2 separate regions of the Homo sapiens genome follow, and region 1 is linked to region 2. The links are chromatin loops, found by intact Hi-C in ENCODE. Cell type or tissue: PC-3. All regions are shown on one strand. Links, peaks and the distances in the headings refer to the core of each region. The heading gives the core; the rest is flanking DNA.

Region 1 (4,501 bases), core at 198-4,197, 190 kb before region 2:
TTGTAACATCAATAGATAAACATAGTACAACACCTTCCTTGAATATGTCCAAAGGGGTAGATAACATGCACCGCTATATTAGCATACTCAGAGGGGAGGTTTATATGATCTGGAGAGATGGGTGGTACACAAATAATGAGGGAAGACCAAGGCCCTTGCTATGCCCAATTCATAAAACATAATTAGAATAGTGTAAGTACAAGCCAGAAGTTGCCCAGTTAAACGACAGAACTGGGGATGCAGTTTGGGACTTTATAATCCCTATATCCATGCTAATCCCCAGAAAAGAGGGGGACAAATTATTTTCTAAAATAAGTAACTAAAATGGGATATGGAGGCAGGATGAAAAAGGTTGTTCCAAGGCTAGGGTTCTTCCAGGGAGTGAGATTTTTTTTGAAGACTAGCAGGTGATATGCTTGAAAAGGAAGAAAAGAGCCATAAATAAAAACACACACACACAATTCTAGCAGACTCTGGTTTCCCATGAACGCAATCAACAGAATAGATTTTGTAGTTTTTTTGTAGCTCAACATACTTACAGTTGCCAAACCATACTGTTAATATTTTACCAGATGAGTATCTTTTTATGATCTGTGTTCAATATAATTGATAGCACTACTAAGTATACTGAACACTTACAACGCCAAAATAAAAAATAATTTATTCTAACACTATCACAACAACAAACATCATTAACATCACACCAACCATATCACTTTTCACTGTTTCATTCATCTCTAGCCATTCCACTGCCCCAGCTCACCAGAGGAGTCAAGCTTAGAGTGTGGCCCAAGCTGTTGAAAGAGGGTGACCAGGATGCTGGAGCTCACGGTCATCAAAGGCCTGTCTGCATAAGCCCCTCATTTAAAAGAGAGAAATGTGGGCTAGGCATTCCCTGGAATCCCATGACATTGACAGTCTTGGAAGAATGAAAGAGTTTAAGCCTTTCTAGTCTAATGTCTAATTTGAGAGGACAGCCGACTTCTCAGAACGGAAGCCAGAGAATATTTATGACTAATCTAGTCTCCCCTTTCCTTCTGTAATGCTCTGCAGTTCTAAGAAGGCAAAGGACATTTCAAGAAGGAGAAACAACCTGTGCAAAGGCTCAGAGAAAAAAAAAGGTGGAACGAGGCCACATTTGAAGGATGATGAGGGGTCTCAAGAGGCTGGTGGGACCTGGATGGATTTTGACCAAGAAAGGGAGGTGAGTTTACTCCATTTGTATGTATCCTTGAGGTACATTAGCTACTTCAGGGCCAGAAATAGATGTTCTGGACTATGTCTTGATTAAATTAATAGAATTCACGTGATAGGATCCTCTCTATCTCATTTTATATAGTAGCTATGAGCAGTGTCCCAATTCTATTTTACACTTAATAAATTGGGAGCACACTAATACCAACGAGTGAAGACCTTTCCTTAGAAGGCTCCAGTCCTTGGAAAAGTTGATGTCTCCTCGAAGCCCTAAAACTTCTGAAGTCCTGTGATTAAAGTGGTAAATAATAGGTCATTTTTTAGGCAGAACAACCAAGGCATACTGTTATGGACTGAATTGTGTCTCCCCCACAACCCTCCCAAAATTCATGTGTTGAAGTCATAAGCCTCAGTATCTCAGAATGTGACCTTATTTGGAGATAAGTTCTTTAAAGAGGTAATTAAGTTAACGCGAGGTAATTAGGATGGAGCCCTAACCCAAGAGGACAGATGTCCTTATAAGAAGAGGAGAGGAGGAACAGCCACACACAGAGGGAAGACCACGCGAGGACACAGGGAGAAGATGCCACCTACAAGCCAAGGAGAGAGGCCCCGGGAGAAACCAAGCCTGTGGACACCTGGATCTCGGGCTTCAGCCTCCAAAACCATGAGAAAGTACATTTCTGTTGCTGAAGCCCCCCCAGGCTGTGGTGCTTTGTTAGGGCAAAAATCCCGAGCAGACAAATATGTACACCAGTCCCAGCGCCCAGCCTCATACGGGCCTATGTTAAGTCAACTCTCATGTGCCAGATTCTGCTTCCTCCAGCTTTAGGTACAAAGGAGGGCAATGAGCCGCCCTTTTACCTATGTTCTCTCAACACGGATCATCAAAAGGGGGCAGAAGGAAGTGGGAAGGAGGCCTGAGAAGTTGCCAAGGTAGATAAGAAGTCCTCAGAGGGTACCGCAGGACATTCTGGGGCTCAGGGTTGGGAGGACTTTGTGGAGATTGTGCTTCAGTCCTGCCCCACAGGACTGTCATGAGCACTGGTGGGTTTGAAGGGAATGTGGACAGAAGGAAGAGGCACTCACTCCCTGGAAGGGCCATCCTTCATGTTTAAAATAGCCTCAGTCAACCCTGCCAGATGACAGTGAGTCACAGGATGGTGGATTTCTTACCTGCCCCTTGGCCAGAGCCACCATCGTTGCGGCCAGCAGCGTGGCCCGGCTCCCTTTGTCCAAAACAAACACTAATGCAGGCAGGCAGCCCTGTGGGTGAGAAGGCTCAGGAGGGTGAAGGCTTGTTTTGGAGGTCATCCCATTTAATCCTTCCCTTCTGCCTTTCTCTTTGTTTCTCACTGAAGCCCAGAAAGCTTGCCTGGTCGTGATTTTTTATTATTAGTAGTATTAATACTAGTGTCTTGCCTTTCGGTTTGGATGGCCTGCAGAACTCATGCCCAGCAGTGCACGGCCACTAAGCCCACTGAGGCAGGGGGCTTAACTGGGCTAGGGGGCTTCTAGCTCCCAGCCTCTGTGGGCTATTTTTGCGGGTTTTCTCGCTCTCTCCCAGCAAGCCTCGTGTCTGTGGGATGTACCCAGTCTTTCCCGTGCGCGCATTTGAAAGGAGCAGATGAAAGCTGCTCCTCTGAGCCCGCCTAATTGGAGAGAATTGCAGTTTAGAGGTAAGGGTTGGGCCTAATAAGCAAGCAGGGGAGGGTGCATAGAGGAGGGGGCGGGCTAGGAGGAGAAGAGCTTTTTATGAAAATGTGGGCCTCCCCACTGTCATTCCCCTTCAGCTGCTGCCTCGCAGATGGACCCTTTAATTGAATTTTCCTACAGGCCTGGGGGAGGGAGTCATTTCAGGTCCAGAGAGCAATTGAAGTGAATCCGAGGGCTTTGGTTTCTTTTCATCAGGAGCTGAGGGCCAGGTGGGGTGGGTGTCAGTCTTGGTATTTTCATCTTGTGCCTGCTATCTTTGTCTACCTTGCCATTCTTCTCATTTTCCCCCTTTTAAAAATCCACACTCAGGATTATGTTGCTACATCCTGGACTTAGTCATCGCAGAAGCTTGGAGGAAGATGAATTAGAAAGATAGGGTTTTGTTTGATTCCATTGGTTCAACCTTTTACTGAGCACCTGCTGTTTGCCTAGGCCTATGTTCAGCTCTGATGAAGACAGTGGGAAGTTCAATGCATGCCTTCTGAGAATTTCTGCCTAATCAGAAAGAATGCCCTTAAAAATAAAAGAAAAAAGCAAAACAAAACAAACAGCCAATAAACAAAACCAGCCGAAAGACCACAGAATGAGGCATGACATTCTAAACGGAATATGACCAAGCACTAAAATGTACGGGTAAGGCAACCAGAACAAGTCCCTTGAGGGTCAGAGGCATGTGGGCCACTTATTTTGGACAATAGACTGTAAATGGCCTGATATCAAAAAATGTACCTATAGAATGCTCAACACCTCTCTCTGCCCCGGGAAAAGCAAGAAAGCAGGGTAAGAAAAGGAAAATAGGGTCCAGTTCTCCACCTTCTGTGAAAATAGCAAGGGTGTGCCTGTATCCAGGATTCTGCTGAGAGTCCTGTAGGTTCGAGTATGATCCCAGGAACGCTGTGAAGAAACCTGAACATCCACCTGTCTGTATCTTCAACCATCTTAATTGAGCTTCACGAGATGGAAAATGTGGTCATGTAGAGGGGAAGAAAATCTCTTACCACAAAACCATGCATTGGTTCGTTCATTCATCAATGTTTAAGTGTCTACCATATTTCTGAGTCTCTGTTCAAGACTGGAGATACAAAGTCAAATATCACATGGTTTCTGAGGTTAAAGGAGGGTAGCACCATGTGGGCATAACTTAATTCTTTTGTTAGTATTTTATAGCAAGAAAACTTAGTTGAAATCTGGGCACAGAGTACTTAATGGATATAGTAGGTGAGGGAAGAACACGAACTGCCTCTGTATAATAGATATCCCTAAATACAAAACATTCTAAGCAAAGCAGGAAGCCTGTGAGTTCTTTATTGTGGCCCTCAGTGGCAGCCACGTGAGGCTTGGCATAGCAGTCGTCCTCTGGTGCTCAGGGGACAGTAACTGAAGCTACTAGGGAGGATGGGGTGACCAGGAGAGGTGAAACCAGAACTGTGCTACAAAAGAGGGAGAGGATTTAGATGGAAAGAAAAGGAAGGCTACTCTGAGCCGATCACCCCTGGCACAGATGTAGAGGTGGGAATGAGAATGGATATATAGAGAGAGGTGGCCGGCCTATCTGTGTAGGACCATGCCCACGGCAAATGGGAGAAATGTG
Region 2 (4,501 bases), core at 228-4,227:
CTTGTCTTAACTGATTACATCTGTAATGACCTTATTTCCAAATGAGGTCACATTTCAAGGTACTGGGGGTGGGGACTTCAACATATCTTTCTAGGGGACACAGTTCAACCCATAACACATGCATCCTGCAGAGCTTCCTGCTCTCCCTGGAGCCTACGGTCATGAGCTGCTGACCCTCCCTCACTTCCCAGACATTGCCAGCACACGACTCATGACCAAACAGTGCTCCTCCAAGACAGAACCCTGGTGACTCGCAGTGCTGCAGACAGGCAGTACGGAGGGGTGATTAAGAAGACATTGTCATTTAAAATAAAACCACACAGTTCTTTTGTAAATATGTGTCACTGGGTATTTAGAACCATCATACCCAACCCACTGCTGCACGTTGGTGGAAATGTCAAGTAAGTTACACACTCACGTCTTTTCTGGGGAGCCTTTTATTCACGGTTCTCCCTGAGTTTGATTTCCTGAGGGAGTGTGCTCACCCGCCTCCGTTTCAGCATCTAACCTTGCCTGTTTCTAAAGTTCATGCTGTCCTGACATTCTTTGCATCAGCACAGTCACCCCTGTTAGTCATCTCCTACCAATTTTCTCTCTTTGTACTCTTTCAGGAAGTCATGTTTTTGCTCAGGTAAAAGAGGTGTAGGAAGAGCGTTCTGCCTATTTGATGATTCATCTCTTTGCTTTTTGCCATTTCTAAATGTTAGGGGGGAAAATCCTTTTGTTACGGGCTTTAGCGAATGGGCTTGGTCAATGGGGTGAGAGAAGCTGCCATAAGCCACTTTCAACTTAGAGCAGAAGCAATCTTTTATCGGTCTTTCTTATTCTTTTGAAGACTAGCATCGTGATTCTCAGGGCCACTGGAATCCACGAGACTGACTTCCCTGAGGAGAGACTGCCTTCTAATGGCGTGACCATCTGCTCCACTTCCTTCGTGTTTGGTCAGTGAATCACGGCAAGTCACAGGCCACCTGAGCATTCTACTCACTTCTTTTGGATGCATCCAGGCCAAAGGCTCAGAGTGTGTTTGAGTTGAGATAGATCTGAGCATATTCAGTTAAATGAGGCCCTCAAAGAGTATGATGGGGAATTATGCCCCACTGCCTCCCAAACTTCAAATGTTGAAGCCCTAACCCTTAGAGCCTCAGACAGTAACTCTATTCGGAGATAGGGTCTGTAAAGAGGTAATTAAGAAAAGGAGCAAAAATGGAGCAAGTTTCCTTCTCCCTTGCGCTATTTCTAAGGTCATGTTATAAAAATCAAATGGAGAATACCTGTCAAACAGTTGATCAAGCAGTGAGGAGAAAGAGAAATAATATTAATTCAAAGGGCATGCTTCAACCCATAGTCAGAACAATCTATTAGTTAATCAAGCAAGATTTATTGATACTCACCAAGAGACTGAATATACAAATGGACAACGGCCAAGCCATAATTAAAAACAACTCCAACCTACAATCTACAGCAGCCAGCCCAGGACACCAACCCATTAGCAACAGCAATCGGCCCAGGAAGCCAGCCTGCTATCATCAGCCAGACCTCTAGAAGTCTAACCACTATCTCTATCAACAAGTTAGGAAGCCAAACAATAACCCCTGTAAGAATCAGCTCCAAATGGCCAGAACTTGACTGACAATGGACAGCCTCCCTGATTTTTGTCCCTGCTTCCAACTTAGGACAAACCAGAGAAAGGCAAATATGCACCCTAAGCAATCACATAGGCATCTGTGCTTCTAGTGAACCACCTCCAGCTTCCCACACCAACAGCCTCCAATCAGCACATACCTGGAGCCTCCCTTTTTTCTACTATGAAGTTTTCCCACTCCTCTGCCCGCATTTGAGTCTCTGCCAAAACACAAACGATAGTAGCTCTGAATAAACAGCCTGTGCTTATTCTTATTTGGTTGGTCTTCATTTATTTCCACACTTCCAAATGCAAGTAAATGTTATGCTAGGCCCTTGAATGGTCAGGGAAAATACAAGGAGATATACGACATGGTCCTTATGCCTAATAAACTTAAAATCTTTGGGACTGGAGATAAAATGCACAAAAAGCAAGAACCACCACCACAATGACTAAGCAAATAATAAAGCCAGTCAGGAATAGTAAGTCTCAAATGCAAGTTCCAGATACTGGACGTAGAAGTCTGGAGAAGAGAGATTACTTTTGGCTGGGGAGGTCAGATATGAACTGAACTTCAGCACACACAAAGGAATTATTCTAGTAATTATTGGGTTCCCCCTTGCTCACATGGTTACTCACACTTGAAAGTTTGCGGTAACAAGAAGGAGCCTTGGCAGGAAGTTTGTTTGTTCCATGACTGCTTTTACTGTCACATGAAGAGTGAGTGGTTGATTTACTGAGAAGTCCCCCTTGTTACCCTTCATAAGCCCCAAGTGAGTCAGGACCTTCCCTTGGTCATCAAACTGGAGACAGGACACCCTTGCCCAGTTAGCATTTTAGTTCAGCTTGCCTGGGTTCTCATTCCAAATTCCTGCCCCCAAATCCTTGGTCACCCCCAAGAGTAGATCTTTATCCACAACAGGCCACTGTTGAACCTAAGGTTTCCCAGAGGAAACCAGAAAAGACTTCCCTTATGTTGGGGTTTTAGGGTACCCAATAAATAGGACCCCTCTTTCCTGCCCAACTTCTGAGCCAATTAAGAGGAATAGGAATCAGGCAGATAGAGGGAAAATATCACCATTCTTTTAAGTTGACAAAGTCTTGGTTGGTGGCTATCATTTCAGGTCCTTGGGCTTGTTAATATTGTACCACTGATGGCAAACAGAAACTTTGCAACATGGAGATTTACCACTTAAAAGTTAAGGCTTGGAGGGGCAGAGGATGTTTACTTTCCTCAGGCTCTTCCCAGAGAGAAAGGAATAGGTGAGGCGTACATCTTCCATTGCTTCTCCCAGGCCGACTGAAGTTCCTCTTCCTCCAATGAAGTGAAGGAGAGAGAGGATGCAGGCGGCCAGGGGATTTACTCAATGGAAACATGTCCCCAATAGAAACAAGGACAGCAGGGAACAAATGTTCCCATCAGCTACCTACAACAGGTAAGGCTAAGTCTCTGTGGGGTTGAGGTCCCTTGCCCCCAGCGCACATACACACACACACACACACACACACACACACACACACACACAGCCACCAATGCCATGCTCATGCTTTGTATAGTTTTGGGATTTGTGACAACTTTTAAGTCTGAGGGGAATGAATGTACTCATGAAGAAAATCTCCACCGTTAAGGAAATGCCCTTGGTGTGGACTAGTGCTAGAGGCACAGACCTTGAGTAGGGAGTCCTGAATTCCTATCCCAGTGCTGAGTTAAGCAGCTCTATAGTTATTCAAGGTCTCTTGCCCTCCATGTGCTCTGTCCTCAGTTATGCACTGGAGATCAGAATACCTGTCCTGCCAAGTGTGTGAAAGACAAGATAAAACCAGAAAGGGCCTCTGAATAACCCAGCTCCACTTCACAGAAGCACTGGGGTGGTTCCATATTCAGAGAAAATAGTAATGTTTTTCTTGAAAAATAGAGTAGATGTGAAGCAACTTTCTGTCACTTCTCAGTACTTTTTTAGCACCAGAGAGTTTATCCAAGGTGGACCCCATCAAAGTGAAACAGAAGGGAGGGGTGGGGAGGTCCCCCTAACCCATAAGCTTAAGGGTTGGGTGTTACTGACTCCATTTGGAGAACACGCAGCCAGGGGCTTAATGACACATTTTGATTGATTACACTGGTAACTCTGAAACCTGGTACAGATTACCTTTTGCCCTCAGTGGGGCTTTACCTGAATCATTCCTCTAGAGCAAGAAAGCTGAACATCATTACTTTCAGAGTGATAAATCAGAGAAGGGTAGGAATTGAAAGGGCACTCGACTTTTTCTTCAACTTCTTGAAGAATAAGACTACTAGAGGATTAGTCCTTGGCCACCACTTTTTTGTAATTCCCTGGGCAACAAACTAGTCCTCGACCTAGATGGAAAAAATGGTGAGAAAAAAAGGAAGGGGAGAACAAAGAATGAAGGAAGGGGAGGAGAAGAAAGAATGAAGGAAGGGGAGAGCAAAGGAAGACCAGTCTTACGAATACAGGACAAGAGGAAAAATAAAGTTCAGAATTCTTTCAACTCACTGGAATTTCCCAAGGTGCTTAAAGTGACAGGAACTGCATGGGACCTCAAAGTGAGAGCCTTGTTTATGGGTGTATACATAGAAAGGTTCAATAGGAATGTCCCTTCAATTGGAAGATATAGAAGAGCCTGTATTATTTCATTTTTGTCAATAACGCTCTCATTCAAATCCGTAGTTCACCCTCTTCCCCATGCTATTCTGCCTACTATGTGATCCCCTTTCACACTTGCTCATTCACCATGTACCAAAAGCCAAGCACTGGGAATGGTGCTGCAGACACAAAGAAAAACAACGTACTGCCTCCTACCCTCAGGGAGATCCCGGTCACTGGGGGAGACGCTAGGACCATGCTCTGCAAGAGTGCA

What was found. Peaks named below come from ENCODE experiments on the same cell type or tissue, not always from the same donor. Only the 100,000 strongest peaks of a DNase experiment are listed, where the experiment ranks them.
Region 1: a loop joins it to region 2, with 4 times the contacts of the local background. A loop is called at or near these places in 1 of 110 quality-filtered maps.

What each region holds. Positions count from the first base shown.
Region 1 is chr6:14,538,090-14,542,590 of GRCh38, forward strand. No RefSeq gene overlaps it. Among named protein-coding and RNA genes, the nearest start is that of LINC01108, 250 kb to the left of the region's middle. RefSeq lists an enhancer at 2,065-2,635. In PC-3, for the core only: no CTCF peak of the experiment used is centred there; a DNase peak (open chromatin) is centred at 2,392; H3K27ac peaks cover 1,893 bases.
Region 2 is chr6:14,732,668-14,737,168 of GRCh38, forward strand. No RefSeq gene overlaps it. Among named protein-coding and RNA genes, the nearest start is that of LINC01108, 450 kb to the left of the region's middle. RefSeq lists enhancers at 182-1,381, 223-342 and a silencer at 3,655-3,734. In PC-3, for the core only: no CTCF peak of the experiment used is centred there; DNase peaks (open chromatin) are centred at 364, 954, 1,804 and 2,314; H3K4me3 peaks cover 1,766 bases; H3K27ac peaks cover 4,000 bases.